2 separate regions of the Homo sapiens genome follow, and region 1 is linked to region 2. The links are chromatin loops, found by intact Hi-C in ENCODE. Cell type or tissue: Calu3. All regions are shown on one strand. Each heading gives the region's core, and the rest is flanking DNA. Links, peaks and the distances in the headings are about the cores only. Region 1 has its middle 13 kb from the start of HAVCR1. Region 2 has its middle 10 kb from the start of MED7.

Region 1 (8,339 bases), core at 49-8,048, 61 kb after region 2:
AAATATATACCATCTGTTTCAAGGCAATCATTTTAGAAAACCACATTTTAATTCCAGCATGTTCGTTCACTAAAAATAATTTGGTTTTGCTTTTTGAAATTTGACTTAAAAACCAGTTTAAGCTAAAAAATCTAGGTCAAGTGAGTCTCATGAGGCTTGCTCTTTTGTAATCAGAGTTATTTTTATTTTTTGAGGCAAGATCTCGCTCTGTCACTCAGGCTGGAGTGCAGGGGCTTGATCATGGCTTACTGCAACCCCCACCTCTTGGGCTCAAGCAATTCTCCAGCCTCAGCCTCCTAAGTAGCTGAGACTACAGGTGCTTGCCACCACGCCTGACTAATTTTGGTATTTTTTGTAAAGACAGGGTTTACCATGTTGGCCAGGCTTGTCTTGAACTCCTAAACTGAAGTGATCCACTCGCCTTGGCTTCCCAAAGTGCTGGGATTACAGGCGTGAGCCACCGGCCCCAACCTGTAATCAGAGTTATTTTTATCTCTCATTCATCTGTTTCTGTCTTTCCTCCCTTCTCTCTTTCCTTCCTTCCTTCCATCCATCTGTCCATGCATCCATCCAAGAAATGGCTTCCTAATTGGTAGCCACCTAGTCCACTTTTGCTCTCCTGGTAGTTCATTCTCCTCACACAGTAGCCTAAGTATTTCCAGTATTTCCTTTTTCTTTTTTTCTTTTTCTTTTTTTTTTTGAGACGGAGTCTTGCTCTGTCATCACTCAGGCTGGAGTGCAGTGGCACGATCTCGGCTCACTTCAACCTCGCCTCCCAGGTTCAAGTGATTCTCCTGCCTCAGCCCCCCAAATAGCTGTGACTACAGGCACACACCTCCATGCCTGCCCAGATAATTTTTGTATTTTTAGTAGAGATGGTGTTTCACTATGTTGGCCAGGCTGGTCTCGAACTCCTGACCTCGTGATCCGCCTGCTTAGGCCTCCCAAAGTGCTGGGATTACAGGCGTGAGCCACCGCACCTGTCGTTTTTTTCTTTCTTAAATCATTAACTGGATTCAATTACTCTTATTTAAAACCTTTCCATAGCTTGCCATTGAACTGAAAGTCTGCTGACCTCACCAACCACTCCTTATTCTCTGTTTCAGCCACACTGATGTTTCTGCTTCTAGAACAGCCCATGTTCTTTCTGATTCCAGCCCCTTTTCAGGCCATTTCCTCTCTTCAGAATACTTCTCTAAGACTGTTGGTATAAAGCTTCCCCTTTCTCATCTTTTGGTTTCTAGTTTAAATTTCTTTTTTTTTTTAATTTAAATTTTTAATTTTACTTATTTATTTTTGGGACAGAGTCTTGCTCTGTCACCCAGACTGGAATGCAGTGGCGTGATCTCAGCTCACTGCAACCTCCTCCTCATGAGTTCAAGCGATTCTCTGCCTCAGCCTCCCGAGTAGCTGGGACTACAGGCGCACACCACCACGCCCGGCTAATGTTTTTTGTATTTTTAATAGAGATGGGGTTTCCCCATGTTGCCCAGGCTGGTCTCAAACTCCTTGCCTCAAGTGATCTGCCCGTCTCGGCCTCCCAAAGTGCTGGGATTATAGGCGTGAGCCACAGCGCCCAGCCTAAATTTCATCTAAGAGCTTTTCCCCAACCACCAAATCTAAGTAACTATCTTCCCATCTCTAATTCAGTTGGTTTCCTACATAGTTTGTTCCAATCTGAAATTCTCTTGCTTACATTTTTCTGTGTGTGTGATCTATCCACCCCAACCCTCAACTGGAAAGTAAACTCTATCATTCATGGCCTCTATCCCAGGGGCCTAGTACAATGCTTGGCTTACAGTGGGTGTGAAATAAGTATTTGTAGACTGAATGAATGAATGAACATATGCCTGCTGTATTGCAAACACAAGCTGTGACACAGGCACCACAAAAAGGTTTACGTTTTTCCTTCAAGGAAGTCAGAATATGGCAGGGCAACCTGATCCCCAAGAATATAGTTACAATAAAAGGCAATAAGCATATAGCAGACCCACACACTAGAATCTGAATGATACAGAAAAGGGCTTTTTGATGATGTCTTTAAATAAAAATTTAAAGACATTTAAATTTTATTTAAATAAAAAAATAAAAATTTAAAGACATCACCAAAAAGCCCTTTTCTGTATCATTCAGAATAAAAATTTCTGGAAATACAAATCCTTAGCTTTACCACTTGCCTAACTTAACTCTGTAAAACTCCAAATGAGTCTCATAGAATAAGGTTGCCTGGCACATAGCAAGTGCTCAGTAAATATAAATGGGTGAATGCATAAAGTGACAGAGGTGACGCAGATTCTAACAGCAGTCCCTCAAATAAATATATATAGTTGACTCTTGAACAATATGAGGGCTAGTGGCACTGATCCCCTGTGCAGTTGAAAATATGCATATAACTTTTATCTCTCTCTCTCTTTTTTTTTTTTCTCTTTTTGAGACGGTCTCACTCTGTTGCTCAGGCTGGAGTGTGGTGGCATGATCACTGCTTACTGCAGGCTTGACCTTCTGTAAGCAATTTTCCCATCTCACCCTCTTTAGTAGCTGGAACTATATGTGTGTGCCACTATGCCTGGCTAATTTTTGCATTTTTTGTAGAGATAGGGTTTTGCCATGTTGCTGAGGCTGGTCTTAAACACCTAGGCTCAAGTGATCCTCCTGCCTTGGCTTCCCAAAGTGCTGGGACTACAGGCATGAACCATCGTGCCCGGGCTGCATATAATTTTTGACTCTCCAAAAAATTTGCTAACAGCCTACTGTTGACAGGAAGCCTTACTGATAATGTGAACAGTCTATTAAAACACATTTTTGTATATTATATATATATGCTATATTCTTAAAGTAAGCTGGAGAAAAGAAAATGTTACTAAGAAATCCTATGGAAGACAAAATATATTTACTGCTCATTATAAGGATCATCCTCGTCGTCTTTCCATTGAGTAAGCTCAATGTGAAGGAGGAGGAGGAAGAGGAGGGGTTGGTCTTGCTGTCCCAGGGGGAGTAGAGGTGAAAGAAGTGGAGATGGAGGTGAGGCAGGAAAAGCAGGCACACTTCGTATAACTTTTACTGAAAAAAATCTGCGAATAAGTGGACCCTTGCAGTTCAAAGCCATGTTGTTCAAGGGTGAACTATAGTGACCGGATGTATTTTCTTTGTAGAAGAACATGTGCTTTGTGGTATAGCGCTTTTATGTTTATTAAAGCATTATTTCATAATCTTCCATCTTTCTAGATGCTTGGTGATGTCCGAGTCTAGCTTTTGGCAACTTCAGCTGCTATCTTTTCTCTCTGTCTTTCTGGGTTAAAGAAAAGGATGATTGTAATTAGGCTGTGAAAAATGAAGTACATTATGTGAATGTAAAAGAACTTCCACTTATGGCTGGGTGAGGTAGCTCACACCTGTAATCCCAGCACTTTAGGAAGCCAAGACAGGAGGACTGCTTGAGCCCAGGAGTTTCAGAACAGCCTGGGCAACATAGTGGGACCTTGTCTCCACAAAATATAAAAAATATTAGCAGGGTGTGGTGGCTGGTGGCATGTGCCTGTCGTTCCACCTACTCAGGAGGTTGAGGTGGGAGAATTGATTGAGCCCAGGAGGTCGAGGCTACAGTGAGTCATGTTTGTGTCACTGCACTCCACCCTGGGTGACAGACAAACACCCTGTCTCAAAAGAAAAAAAAAAAAGAACATTACTTTTGCAAGAATGTACAGTTTTGGGATTGGGTTTTGCTTTTTGTCGTTGTTGTTAAAACACTTTGCATGCATTATGTTATATAAACAGTATATTGGTACATTCTTGTAAAATACTGAAATGATACATAAATGGCTGGGCACAGTGGCTCACACCTGTAACCCCAGCACTTTGAGAAGCCAAGGTGGGCAGATCACCTGAGGTCGGGAGTTCGAGACCAGCCTGACCACATGGAGAAACCCCGTCTCTACTAAAAATACAAAATTAGCCAGGTGTGGCGGTGCATGCCTGTAATCCCAGCTACTCGGGAGGCTGAGGCTGGAGAATCGCTTGAACCTGGGAGGCAGAGGTTGCGGTGAGGTGAGATAGTGCTATTGCACTCCAGTCTAGGCAACAGGAGCGAAACTCCCTCTCAAAACAAACAAACAAACAAACAAGTGATACATAAATATATAGCCTCAAACTGAAAGTTCCTCTTGTCTCAGCTGGCTTCGCTACCAGATAGGATACTCTGACCTGACTAGTTTCGTAGATTCTTTCCTGTAACTTTTCCGTATAGGTACATATACATATATACATACATATGTGTCATTTTGTTGTAGCATTTTTGCAAAAATGGATTCCTATAAACTAGGTGGTGGTGGTTGTGTGTGTGTGTTTGTGTGTGTTTTAAATTGTGTTTTCCTCTCACCTCAGCCTCTCAAGTATCTGGGACTATAGGCACACGCCACCACACTCAGCTATTTTTGTTTTTCGTAGATGCAAGGTCTCACTGCATTGCCCCGGTTGGTCTCAAACTCCTGGACTCAGTGATCTTCCCACCTCAGCCTCCTAAAGTGCTGAGATAACAGGCATGAGCCACCGTGTTGTTGTTTTTTTGATCTAGTATTTCTTTTTTGTTTGTTTTTGTATTTTTTTGAGACAGCGTCTCCCTCTGTCACCCAGGCTGGAGTGCAGTGTTGCAATCACGGCTCACTGCAGCCTCGAACTCTGGGCTCAAGTGATCCTCCTGCCTCAGCCTCTCTAGTAGCTGGGACTACAGACACCTGCCACCATGCCTGGCCTAATTTAATATTTCCTGGAAATACTTCTTTTCTTTTTATTTTTAAACAGAGTCTCATTCTGTCACCCAGGCTGTAGTGCAGTGGTGCCGTCTTGGCTCATTGCAACCTCTGCCTCCTGGGTTCAAACAATTCTTGTGGCTCAGCGTTCAGAGTAACTGGAATTACAGGCATGTGCTACAACTGCCAGTTAATTTTTTTCTTTTTTTAGTAGTGTCTAAATACTAAATACTGGCCGGGCCCAGTGGCTCACACTTGTAATCCCAGCACTTTGGGAGGCTGAGGTGGGTGGAACACCTGAGGTTAGGAATTAGAGACCAGCCTGGCCAACATGGTGAAACCCCATCTCTACTAAAAATATAAAAATTAGCCAGGTGTGGTGGCAAAAGCCTGTAGTTCTAGCTACTAGGGAGGCTGAGGCAGGAGAATCACTTGAACCTGGGAGGTGGAGGTTGCAGTGAGCTGAAATTGTGTCACTGCACTCCAGCCTAGGCAACAGAGCGAGACTTTGTCTCAAAAATAAATAAAATACAATAAAATACTAAATACTAAGTTCACCATGTCGGCTAGGCTGGACTAGAACTCTTGGCTTCAAGTGATCCTCCCACCTCAGCCTCTAAAGTTCTGGGATTATAGGTGTGAACCACCACACCCAGCCATCCCAGCCATATTTCTTGAAAATATTTCCATGTCATAGTTCCCAATAAAAAGTTGGCATTTTATCAACATATATCATTATTAAGCAGAGTCAACATTTTTTAAAGCCACAATGCCCACCACTAGCACAACGTTTTGATAAAGGTTTTGATAGAACTCAGCATACGTTTTACATAGTCGTTACTTACTGTCATGAGCAGTTCAATTTGGTGTCCAGGTCCTGTGGTGGTCTTGGTTTGGGAGTGTACAGAGTTCTTTAAAAACTTCTCTAATCCCATCTGGTAAAAGCCCCATGCCACACCTACGGTGAACTCATTTTCGACAAAGGTGCCAAGAACGTACACCTTGTTCTTGGGGGTGAGAATGCTTAATGGGTTAAAAAAAAAAATAGAAAGAATGAATAAGAAGGCTGGGCATGGTGGCTCACACACATAATCCCAGAACTTTAGCAGGCCAAGGCGGGACGAGTGCTTGAGCTACTCAGGAGGCTGAGGCAGAAGGATCGCTTGAGCCCAGGAAGTCAAGGCTGCAGTGAACCATGAATGTGCTACTGCACTCCAGCCTGGGCAACAGAACAAGACCGTGTCTAAGAAAAAAAAGAAAGAAAGAAAGAAAGAAAAATCTAAGTGTTCCATTCTTAGCATGGGGTGCTCAATAAATATTTATTGAAGTAATGTTTGTTGCGTAACAAGAACAGTGGAATAGGAAAAGTTAACCTGGCTTTTATTTCTGCCTCTGCCCCCAGTGGCTTCTGTGGGTCCCACACTCTATTCCACTGTTTGGACCTTGGTTTATTCACTATAAATTGAGAAACTTGGCCCCAGGTAGTTTAAAGTCCTTTCCTGCACCAGCGTTCACAAAGTCTGTATAGTTTTTCAAGCCTGGAGTCTGACCTAACATCCAGATCTTGGCTGAATCTTTAAAAATAGCCCAGCAGAGCGTGGTGGCTCCCGCCTGTAATCACGGCACTTTAGGAGGTCAGGGAGGGGTGGATCACTGGAGGTCAGGAGTTAGAGACCAGCCTGGCCAACATGGTGAAACCCCGACTCTACTAAAAATACAAAAATTAGCCAGGCATGGTAGCGAGTGCTTTAGTTCCAGCTACTCAGGAGGCTGAGGCAGGAGAATCGCTTAAACGCGGGAGGTGGAGGTTGCAGTGAGCCGAGATTGGGCCACTGCACTCCAACCTGGGCGACGGACGGAGCAAGACTCCATCTCAAAACAAAAACAAAAACAAAAACAAAACAAAACAAATGCCCAGTAGAGAACAAGTACTGTAACAATCTCCCTGTAATCTGTTTAAATTTGTAAGTGGATCAAATCCAGTAAAAAGATCAGCCAACTGGAGAAATGTAATGTTCAAACGTGCTTCCCCGTATTCTTATGTAAAGGTGTGGCAAAGAGATAAAGAATGGAATTCTGGGAGAAAGTAGTCTTAATCTATAAAGATCTTTGGAGGAGGGCTACAAACAGACCAGGAGGAGGGAGGAGAAGCTGGAAAACCGCCTTCTAACTAACCGGTAAGTGCGGTCCTCTGGAAACTTATGACAAAGAGAAAATCAGGATATAGTTGCTTGGACTTTCGTAGTTTTATATGAGATATAAGGACAATAATGATTGAGCCAAGAAATTTAGGGGAAATTTACATAAAACAGAGTTTTTTGGATTTCCTGAGAAATTGGCTTTTATTTCAATGGAATCATGGACTGCCATAGTGGCCTTATTTAAACTTTGCCTGGGCAAGTTTAGTGTGAGAAATAGGAGGAAAAACTAAAACTGCAGAAAATTGTGTGGTACATTTGTGTTAAGCCGTATTTATTCAGGCTGGCTTGAAACTGTGACTTTAGGCGCAATACATACTTTTGGTGAGCTTCTCCTTATCTGTAAGATGGGTATTGTGTAATAATATGGAAATGTGTTGAGGGCATAGCTCTGTTAGTAGTTTTATAATTTTTAAAGTAAAAATATTAGGGGGCGTGGTGGCTCATGCCTATAATCCCAGTGCTCTGGGAGTCTGAAGCAGGGGGATTGCTTGAGCCCAGGAATCTGAGACCAGCCTAGGCGACATAGTGAGATCCGCCTGAAAAATAATAGAAAAATTTGCTGAGTGTGGTGGCACATGCTTGCAGTCTCAGTTACTGGGGAGGCTGAGGCAGGAGGATGGATTGAGCCTGGGAGGTGGAGGATGAAGTGAGCCAGAAAACTCTGTCTCAAAAAAAAAAATGTAAAAAAAAAGCCCATATAAAGATAATGTGCAGTAAAGCAGAAGCCTAGTACTGGCTGCTGACTTTTATGACAGAGTCTTGCTTTGTTACACAGGCTGGAGTGCAGTGGCTCAATCATAGCTCACTGTAACCTTGAACTCCTGGGCCCAAGCGATCCTCCCACCCCAGCCTCCTGAGTAGCTGGGACTACAGGAGTGCATCACCATGCCCGGCTAATTAAAAAAATTTTTTTTGTAGAGATACGGTTTCGCTATGTTGCCCAGGCTGGTCTCAAACTTCTGGGCTCAAGCAATCCACTTGCATCGGCCTCCCAAAGGGCTGGGCCTACAGGTGTAAGCCACAGCACCCAGCCTTGCTGCTGACTTTTTGTTTTGCTTTTTGAGACAGAATCTTGCTCTGTCACCCAGGCTGGGGTGCAGTGGCTCCATCTCAGCTCACTGCAACCTCCACCTCCCAAGTTCAAGCAATTCTCCTGCCTCAGCCTCCTGAGTAGTTGGGACTAGAAGCACCCGCAACCATGCCTGGCTAATTTTTTTGTATTTTTAGTACAGTTGGGGTTTCACCATGTTGGCCAGGCTGGTCTGGAACTCCTGACCTCAAGTGATCTGTCTACCTCGGCCTCCCAAAGTGCTGGGATTATACATCCGGCTGTTTTGTTTTGAGAACGGGTCTTGCTCACCGGGAGTGGTGGCTCACGCCTGTAATCCCAGCA
Region 2 (8,327 bases), core at 1-8,000:
AAAACAAAAAAGAACCATTGAGAGGCAATGCCTTTCCCCAGATGTCTACTTTTTTATTTCTTCCTTAGCCCCTGGTTTCTAGCATAGGGATTTGCTCACTTAAACTTTCATTGGTCCTAGAGCTAGCAAAGTTCACATTAAAATGATTATAAGGGGCCTGGCGCAGTGGCTCATGCCTGTAATCCTAGCACTTTGGGAGGCTGAGGTGGGTGGATTGCTTGAGGTCAGGAGTTTGATACCAGCCTGGCCAACATGGCAAAACCCCGTCTGTACTAAAAATACAAAAATTAGCCGGGCATAGTGGCAGGCGCCTGTAATCCCAGCTACTCGGGAGGCTGAGGCACGAGAATTCCTTGAACCCAAGGGGTGGAGGTTGCAGTGAGCCGAGATCGTGCCACTGCACTCCAGCCTGGGTGACAGCAAAACTCTGTCTAAAATATATATATATATGTGTATGTATGTATATATGTATGACTATAGGTCAGTTCTCTATGAAATGTGCATGCTGTGCTTTCACAGATCCAGGGACTGTAAGTTATCCCTAGGTAGACACTTCTTTATCAGATAGGCAGTTGGTTGGCTAGTCTCAACTTTTGTTTTTTTCTGGTACGTAATGTGTTTGGTATAGACCTTTGGGCCTCAGAGACTCCAGAGGACATAGTTCAGGCTCTCAAGCTTAAATTGAAGTAGGGAGCATCACCTTGTGAGGGAGAAAGGTGGAAATTGCTTAGCACTTGAACAACTCTCCAAAGAAAATTCTCTTTCTTTGACTCTGAGAACCTTGAGGAAGGTGTTGGGTTGAGGTGCAAAACCAGTTTTTGGCCACTTTGAAAATCTTTGCATGTAAAAAACAGAATCACATAAGAGCCACAACACTACTTATATATGAACGTGTGTGTGTTGGGGGGAGGGGCGTTGAGGGATTAAAATGCCACTGGGGGGCCAGGCACAGTGGCTTATGCCTGTAATCCCAGCACTTTGGGAGGCTGAGGTAGGAGGATGGTTTTAGGTCAGGAGTTTGAGACTAGCCTAGGCAACATAGTGAGACCGTGTCTCTACAACAAATTAGAAAAAAAAATGCCATTGGGGAGGATCTGATCTTGCAGGTCTGTGACTAGGACCTGACATAAATTCCTAAAGTGTTCTGATATGAACTCTTGCTATTAGAGTGGAATGAAAAAAAAGCTCTAGTGGCCTTATATAAGGTCTTTTTAATCTTGTGTTAAAATATATCTCTGCACACCTACTTATAATGAATATTCTTGAAAGATTGATTCATTGAAGTGAAATATCTGGAAGGATCACCTTTTTAAGCAGCTTTTGAAATGACTAATGCCCAGGTCCCACACTGCGGAGATTCTGATTTCATTTTTTGGACTGGGGTACTAGCATTGGTTTTAAGAAATCAGAAGATGATTCTCTTGTGCAGTGGTTACAGAATGTTGCATTAATCAGTGCTCTGTTACTGCTGACAAAAACCCTACTTGAACTAATTTAAGCAAAAAGATGAATTTATATAAAGGATATGGGGTATGGGCTGGGTACGGTGGCTCACACTTATAATCCTAGTGCTTTGGGAGGTTGATGTGAGAGGATCACTTGAGCTCAGGAATTTGAGACCAATGGGGGCAACATAGTGAGACCTTCTCTCTCTTACAATTTAATTAAAAAAAGAAAGGATATGGGATATGTTGATTGAAGGATAAGTTGAATATATAAACCATGAGAAGGTCAGAAAGTGGATGAAGTTTTAAGTTAGTAGCCCTGGAGACCATCTTTCCTGTTAGCTTCATTCTCTTTACAGATGAACTTCTTTAATGATGTAGGTGGAGAACATGGCAGCTGACAGTTCCTAAGGGTTAAGTATTTCTATGTTTACCACTGTCTGGGAGTTCCCTCTCAAATGCAAACTTAAAAAAAATGAGGGGAGGTTAATTAACGAGCTAGACATGAGGAATTAGGGGTTGTATACTTGATTGCAACTGGGCAAATCAACTGGGACTTGGATCCCATAAGAATTTCACAGTCCCCGCTATGTCTATTTATGGAAGAGTCAGTCTGTCTCTCAGAGGAAGGAAGCGGTGCTGAGCTAACGATAACGAGAGATCTACTACAAATCAGGCACATGTGAACTTAATATAAATAACAAACATAAACGGATTGTACAAATTTGTATTCCCTTTATGAGAGTAGTTTTTCCCCAGCTATTCATTTATTCATGATATTCATTTGATGAATACTTACTGTGGTCTGCACTCTGCCTGATACTAGTTTAACTGTTGGATGTGTGGGAAGGGCGAAGGAAAATGTAAGAAAGATAATAAGACGAGTTAATTTTTGAAGGTGATAAGTTTGTGTCTTAACCACTCAGCCATTACAGCACCTTCAGAAGAATCTTGCTTCCAGTTATGTTCCTATTGCCTGTTCAAAGCACCTTGTCCACATTATCTTCCCTTTTCAAGGAATGTGTACATTTTTTTTTGTCTTTTAAAACTTTTTTTTTTTTTTTGAGATGGAGTCTCACTCTGTCACCAGGCTGGAGTGCAGTGGCGCAATCTTGGCTCACTGCAACCTGCAACTCCCTGGTTCAAGTGATTCTCCTGCCTCAGCCTCCCGAGTAGCTGGGACTACAGGCGTGCACCACCATGCCCAGCTAAGTTTTGTATTTTTAGTAGAGAAGAGGTTTCACCATGTTGACCAGGATGGCCTCGATCTCCTGACCTCGTGATCCACCTGCCTTGGCCTCCCAAAGTGCTGGGATTACAGGCGTGAGCCACCATGCCCGGCCTAAAACTTTTTTTTTCTTTTTAAGTAGAGATGAGGTCTCACTATGTTGCCCAGGTTGGTTTCAAACTCCTGAGCTCAAGTAATCCTCCAGCCTCCCGAAGTGCTGGGATTACAGGTGTGAGCCACCATGCCTAACCTCACATTTGTTAAGGAATTTAGAAGGCAACTTTGCTAGGCACGGTGACTCACACTTGTGATCCCATCACTGAGAAACTGAGGCAGGAGTATCACTTGAGTCCACGAGTTCGAGACCAGCCTGGGCAACATAGGGAGACCCCATCTCTACAAAAATATTTAAAAATTCGCTGGATGTGATGGCACATGACGGGTTCCAGCCATTCCAGAGGCTGAAGTAGAAGGGACACTGGAGTCCAGGAGGTCAAGGCTGCAGTGAGCCACAGTCATGCCACTGCACTCCAGCTTGAGTGACAGAGTGAGACCATGTCTCAAAAACATAAAGAAAGGCAGCTTCAACTCATGCACTGAGCCCTGAGGTTACTGGGAACGGCAGGTGCAAATATCTCATGAGGAGATAGAAAGTTGGCATAATTTGGATGAGAAAGGCTACTATGGCTGCAATATGGTGAGGGAGGAGGTTGGAGCTTCAGAAGCAGGTGGAGGACAGATGTGCATGATTTAGAGAACCAAGGGAAGGAATTGGGTTTTTATCTGAAATCTGATGAGAAATTATGTTTGCAATTGATTTCTCATCAGATTTTACTAAAATACAGAGAATCAGTAGGAAGGGTACTAGCTGTACTCTGATAGATTTCTAAGTACTGCAAATGGTGCTAAGTGCTTTGTAGCTGTTCTCTTATTTAATCCTTAGAACAATCCTGTGAAGAACCTTCTAAATCTGATGGTATTTATGGCTGTAAGTTGCTGGCAATGTTTTAATCTCTTTGTATAAATAAAGTCATTTTAGCCTTACAACTACTGAATGAAATCAGTATTCTTTTTACACTCATATTTCAGATGTGGAAGTGGAGGCTCAGAGAAGTTATGTAATTTACCCAAGGTTAACTGACTAGTGGGTGGCAAAGCCAGGATGGAAACTAGGCATTCTAGTTTTCCAAGCCTGAACACTCAACCTTCATACTTCATTGCCTCTCCATTCCCTCATGTTGTTACTAAGTCACGTAGGTAAGTAAGTAGCGAAACCAAGAGTGGAGCCAATATTTTGACCCTAAAATCCATGCTTGCAAATACTACTTGATACTGGGCTGAACAGATTTATAGATGGAAACTATGAGTTCCCTTTGAACATATTAAGGTGCTTATGTCTTAGCTTAGACTTCTATGAGTATCTTAAGGAGATTCTGTGCTTATAATTCTAATCTTCCTAAAAACTCTTAGTAGGTATTATCCCCATTTTATGAGTAATGAAAATTGAGGATTAGAGTTTAGGTTTGCTCAGGTTGGAATCTAGGTCAGGAATTGGCAAACTCTTTTGTAAAGATTCAATTAGTAAATATTTTAGGCATTGAGGACTGTACAGTTTCCATTGCAGCTACTCAACTGCTGTGGGTCGAAAGCAGCCATAGACAATGCATAAACAAGAGAGCTCGGTTCCAATACAGCTTTCTATATGGACATTGAATTTTGAATTTCAATAATTTTCATATGTGAATTATTCTGATTTTTTCCAACTATTTAGCATGTACAATTATTCTTAGATGTGAGAGTACAAAATCAGACAGCAGGCTGGATTTGGCTGGTGGGCTATGATGTAGGTAATTGGATTCTAAACTTTGGAGTGTTTTCACAAAGCTACTAATAAAAAATCACAGAAATATAAATTACAGAAGCTTCTTCATAGGATTAATCCAAGGATTAAATAGGAGAATGGCTACAAAGCACTTAAGTTTTATTTTATTTTTAATTGACAAATTATTTATTTGTGAGGTACAATGTAATGTTTTAATATATGCATACCGTACTGAGCCTTTTTTCTTTTGCATGCCACTGGCACTTAGAATTAAATTTGTGAGCGGGTTTCAAGTTGCGTTGTGATGAGGCTACCAGTAAGTGGCACTCTTACCTCAGATTTAAGAGCTGTAGCTGGTTGCAGAGTAGACTAAAATGAAGAAACTCAGAGGTACTGCTTACCCTAACTTAACTCTGGGTAGTTAGTGTCAGAATTAAATTGAATCATTAGATACGTACTTTGTCTGTTGAATTAGAGAAATGGTTGGTGTTGGAAAACACCCCAGAATCCTAGGGCTCTACTGTTTAATCAGCTGTATATCTCGGTTTCGTATATTAACTTCCTGCTGGGCGGCGTGGCTCATGCCTGTAATCCCAGCACTTTGGGAGGCCGAGGCAGGCGGATCACCTGGGGTCAGGAGTTCATAGACCAGCCTGACCAACATGGTGAAATCATGTCTCTACTAAAAATACAAAATTAGCCGGGTCCATCCTGGCTAATACGGTGAAACCCCGTCTCTACTAAAAATACAAAAAATTAGCTGGGCGTGATGGCAGGCGCCTGTAGTCCCAGCTACTCGGGAGGCTGAGGCAGGTGAATGGCGTGAACCCGGGAGGCGGAGCTTGCAGTGAGCCGAGATTGTGCCACTGCACTCCAGCCTGGGCGACAGAGCGAGACTCCGTCTAAAAAAAAAAAAAAAAAAAATTAACCGGGCATGGTGGCGCATGCCTGTAATTCCAGCTACTCGGGAGGCTGAGGCAGGAGAATTGCTTGAACCCGTGAGGCAGAGGTTGCAGCGAGCTGAGATTGCACCATTGTACTCCAGCCTGGACAACAGGAGAAAAACTACGTCTCAAAAAAGAAAAAACTTCCATAAAACTCAATTTCCTTAACAATGGTAAACATAATACACATCTCCGCATAGCGTAGGTACCATCTAACGCTGAGAATGAAAGAGAAGACCCATCCTAATTCTTTTAGTTTTTTTTTATTATACTTATTATATTAAGTTCTGGGGTATATGTGCAGAACGTGCAGGTTTGTTGCATAGGTAACACGTGCCGTGGAGACCCATCCTAATTCTTTCTGAAACTCATTTGCCTCGAAGCGACATACTCAGGGCCCGCTAAACATCTGTGCAGAAGCATCTGATCTGAAAGGGCAGCAGGAGTGCCCTGGAGGCTTAAGTGGTGCTTGATTCTGGGGCTCTGAGTCACTGCTACTTGCAGGGGAGACTGATAACGAAAAAAAAAAAAAAAAAAAGAGGAAGGCACAAATAATAGCAGAAATGAAAGGGGGGACATTATTATAGTAAAAAAGTAAAATATGGATTTTTTAATAAGTTAGAAAATTTAGACAAAATGGACACATTCTTAGAAAATTACCAATACAGATTGAGGAATAGGAAACCAGGATAATTCTCTAACAATTAAAATAAATGGATCAATAGTCAAAATCTTCTCACAAAGAAAACTTAAAAGTTCAAATAGCTATACTGGTGAATCTTAAAGTCAGCTGATTAGCAAAAGCAAATAAGCAAACAAAAACACAAAACCAAACAAACAAAAAATAGCTTTGCTGGCAAGTCTGCCAAACATTGCCAGAAAAAAATACAAAAATAAATGAATAAATAAATAAATAATGATTTCAGTCTTATACAGACTCTTTCAGAGAATAGAAAAACAGGAAGTATGTCCCAACTGTTTTTATGAGGCTAGCACAAAATACTAGCAAATTGGACCCAATAATATGTAAAAATAAAAGGTAATGTATTATGGTTAATCTGTGTTTATCTCAGGAATATAGAATAGATAATATGTCACAACAATATAAATTGAAGAAAAATCACTTGGTCATCTCAAAAGATATGCAAAAGGCAGTTATAAAATTTAGCATTGGCCAGGCGTGGTGGCTCATGCCTGTAATCCCAGCATTTTGAGAGGCTGAGGCAGGTGGATCGCTTGAGGTCAGGAGACCAAGACCAGCCTGGCCAACATGGCAAAACCGTGTCTCTACTAAAAATACAAAAAAAATTAGCTGGGCGTGGTAGCCCACACCTGTAATCAATCCCACCTACTTGAGAGGCTGAGGCAGGAGAATTGGATGAACCCAGGTAGCGGAGGTTGCAGTGAGCCAAGATCGTGCCACTGTACTCCAGCCTGGGTGACAGAGTGACACTCTGTCTCAAAAAATAAATAAATAAATAAATAAATTAGCGTCTATCCATGAAAAAGAAAAAACCTTTAGAACATTAGGAATAGAAGAAGACTTCCTTAATATAATAAATAGTAGCTCCATAAAACCTATAGCATGTATTATACTCAAGATGAAAACCTGTAAATTTCCTTTGAGAGCTGGAGTAAAACAAGGATGCCTGCTATCAAAATGTCTATTAAATACGTACTAGATTTCCTAACCAGCATGGTAAGGAAAAAAAAAAGTAGTATTGAAAAGGAAGGAACAAAACTGTCGTTATTTGCAGAAAATGGTTGTTAACATAGAAAATTCAGTGTAACCCACAGATAACTTATTAATGAGTTTACTGATTGCTGAGGAAAAAATATTCAAAAATCAATTTTATTCTGGTATACCAGCAACAAACAATAACTTAAAAATGAGATACTCAGCCAGGAGTGGTGGCTTATATCTGTAATCTCAGCACTTTGGGAGGCTGAGGCAGGAGAATCGCTTGAACCTGGAAGGTGGAGGTTGAGGTGAGCCGAGATTGCAACATTGCACTCCAGCCTGGGCAACAAGAGCGAAACTCCGTCTCAAAAAAAAAAGTTTTTTTCCTCTACTTCCTCACCAGCATTTATGTTTTCTTTTTTTCGTAATTGCTGTCTTGAGGTGAGATGATATCTCATTATAGTTTTGCTTTGCATTTCTTTTTCTTTTTTTTTTTTTTGAGATGGAGTTTCCCTCTTGTTGCCTAGGCTGGAGTGCAATGGTGTGACCTCAGCTAACTGCAACCTCTGCCTCTGGGATTATAGATGTGTGCCACCACACCTGATTAATTTTGTATTTTTAGTAGAGATGGGATTTCACCATATTGGTCAGGCTGGTCTCAAATTCCTGACCTCAAGTGATCCACCTGCACTGGCCTCCCAAAGTGCTGGGATTATAGGCATGAGCCACTGAGCCTGGACTGCATTTCTCTGATAATTAGTGTTGTTGAGCATTTTTTTCATATACTTGTTGGCCATCTTTATGTATTTTCTTTTGAGAAATGTTTGTACAGATCATTTGTTCATTGTAAAATCAGATTGTTTATTTTTTGCTATTGAGATGTTTGAGTTCCTTGTGTATTCTGGACATTTATCCTCCACTAGATGAATGAATAGCTTGCAAACACTTTCTCCCATTCTGTAGGTTGTCTTTTCATTCTTTTGATTGTTTCCTTTGATGCGCAGTTTTTGTTTGTTTGTTTGTTTTTTGAGACAGAGTCTCACTCTGTCACCCAGGCTGGAGTGCAGTGGCACGATCTTGGTTCACTGCAACCTCCGCCTCCCAGGTTCAAGTGATTCTCCCACCTCAGCCTCCTGAGTAGCTGGGATTACAGGCTCATGCCATGATGTCTGGCTAATTTTTGTGTTTTTAGTAGAGACAGGGTTTT

What was found. Hi-C counts contacts between places; a loop is a spot of excess contacts. Peaks named below come from ENCODE experiments on the same cell type or tissue, not always from the same donor. Only the 100,000 strongest peaks of a DNase experiment are listed, where the experiment ranks them.
Region 1: it touches region 2 in a loop (2.6-fold over the local background); 3 of 110 quality-filtered maps call a loop at or near these places.

The regions. Positions count from the first base shown.
Region 1 is chr5:157,067,942-157,076,280 of GRCh38, reverse strand. It overlaps a transcript of HAVCR1 not described here. Among named protein-coding and RNA genes, the nearest start is that of HAVCR1, 13 kb to the right of the region's middle. RefSeq lists an enhancer at 2,917-4,116. In Calu3, for the core only: no CTCF peak of the experiment used is centred there; a DNase peak (open chromatin) is centred at 3,570.
Region 2 is chr5:157,128,687-157,137,013 of GRCh38, reverse strand. No RefSeq gene overlaps it. Among named protein-coding and RNA genes, the nearest start is that of MED7, 10 kb to the left of the region's middle. In Calu3, for the core only: CTCF peaks have their summits at 4,432 and 4,797; DNase peaks (open chromatin) are centred at 4,823, 5,083 and 5,883.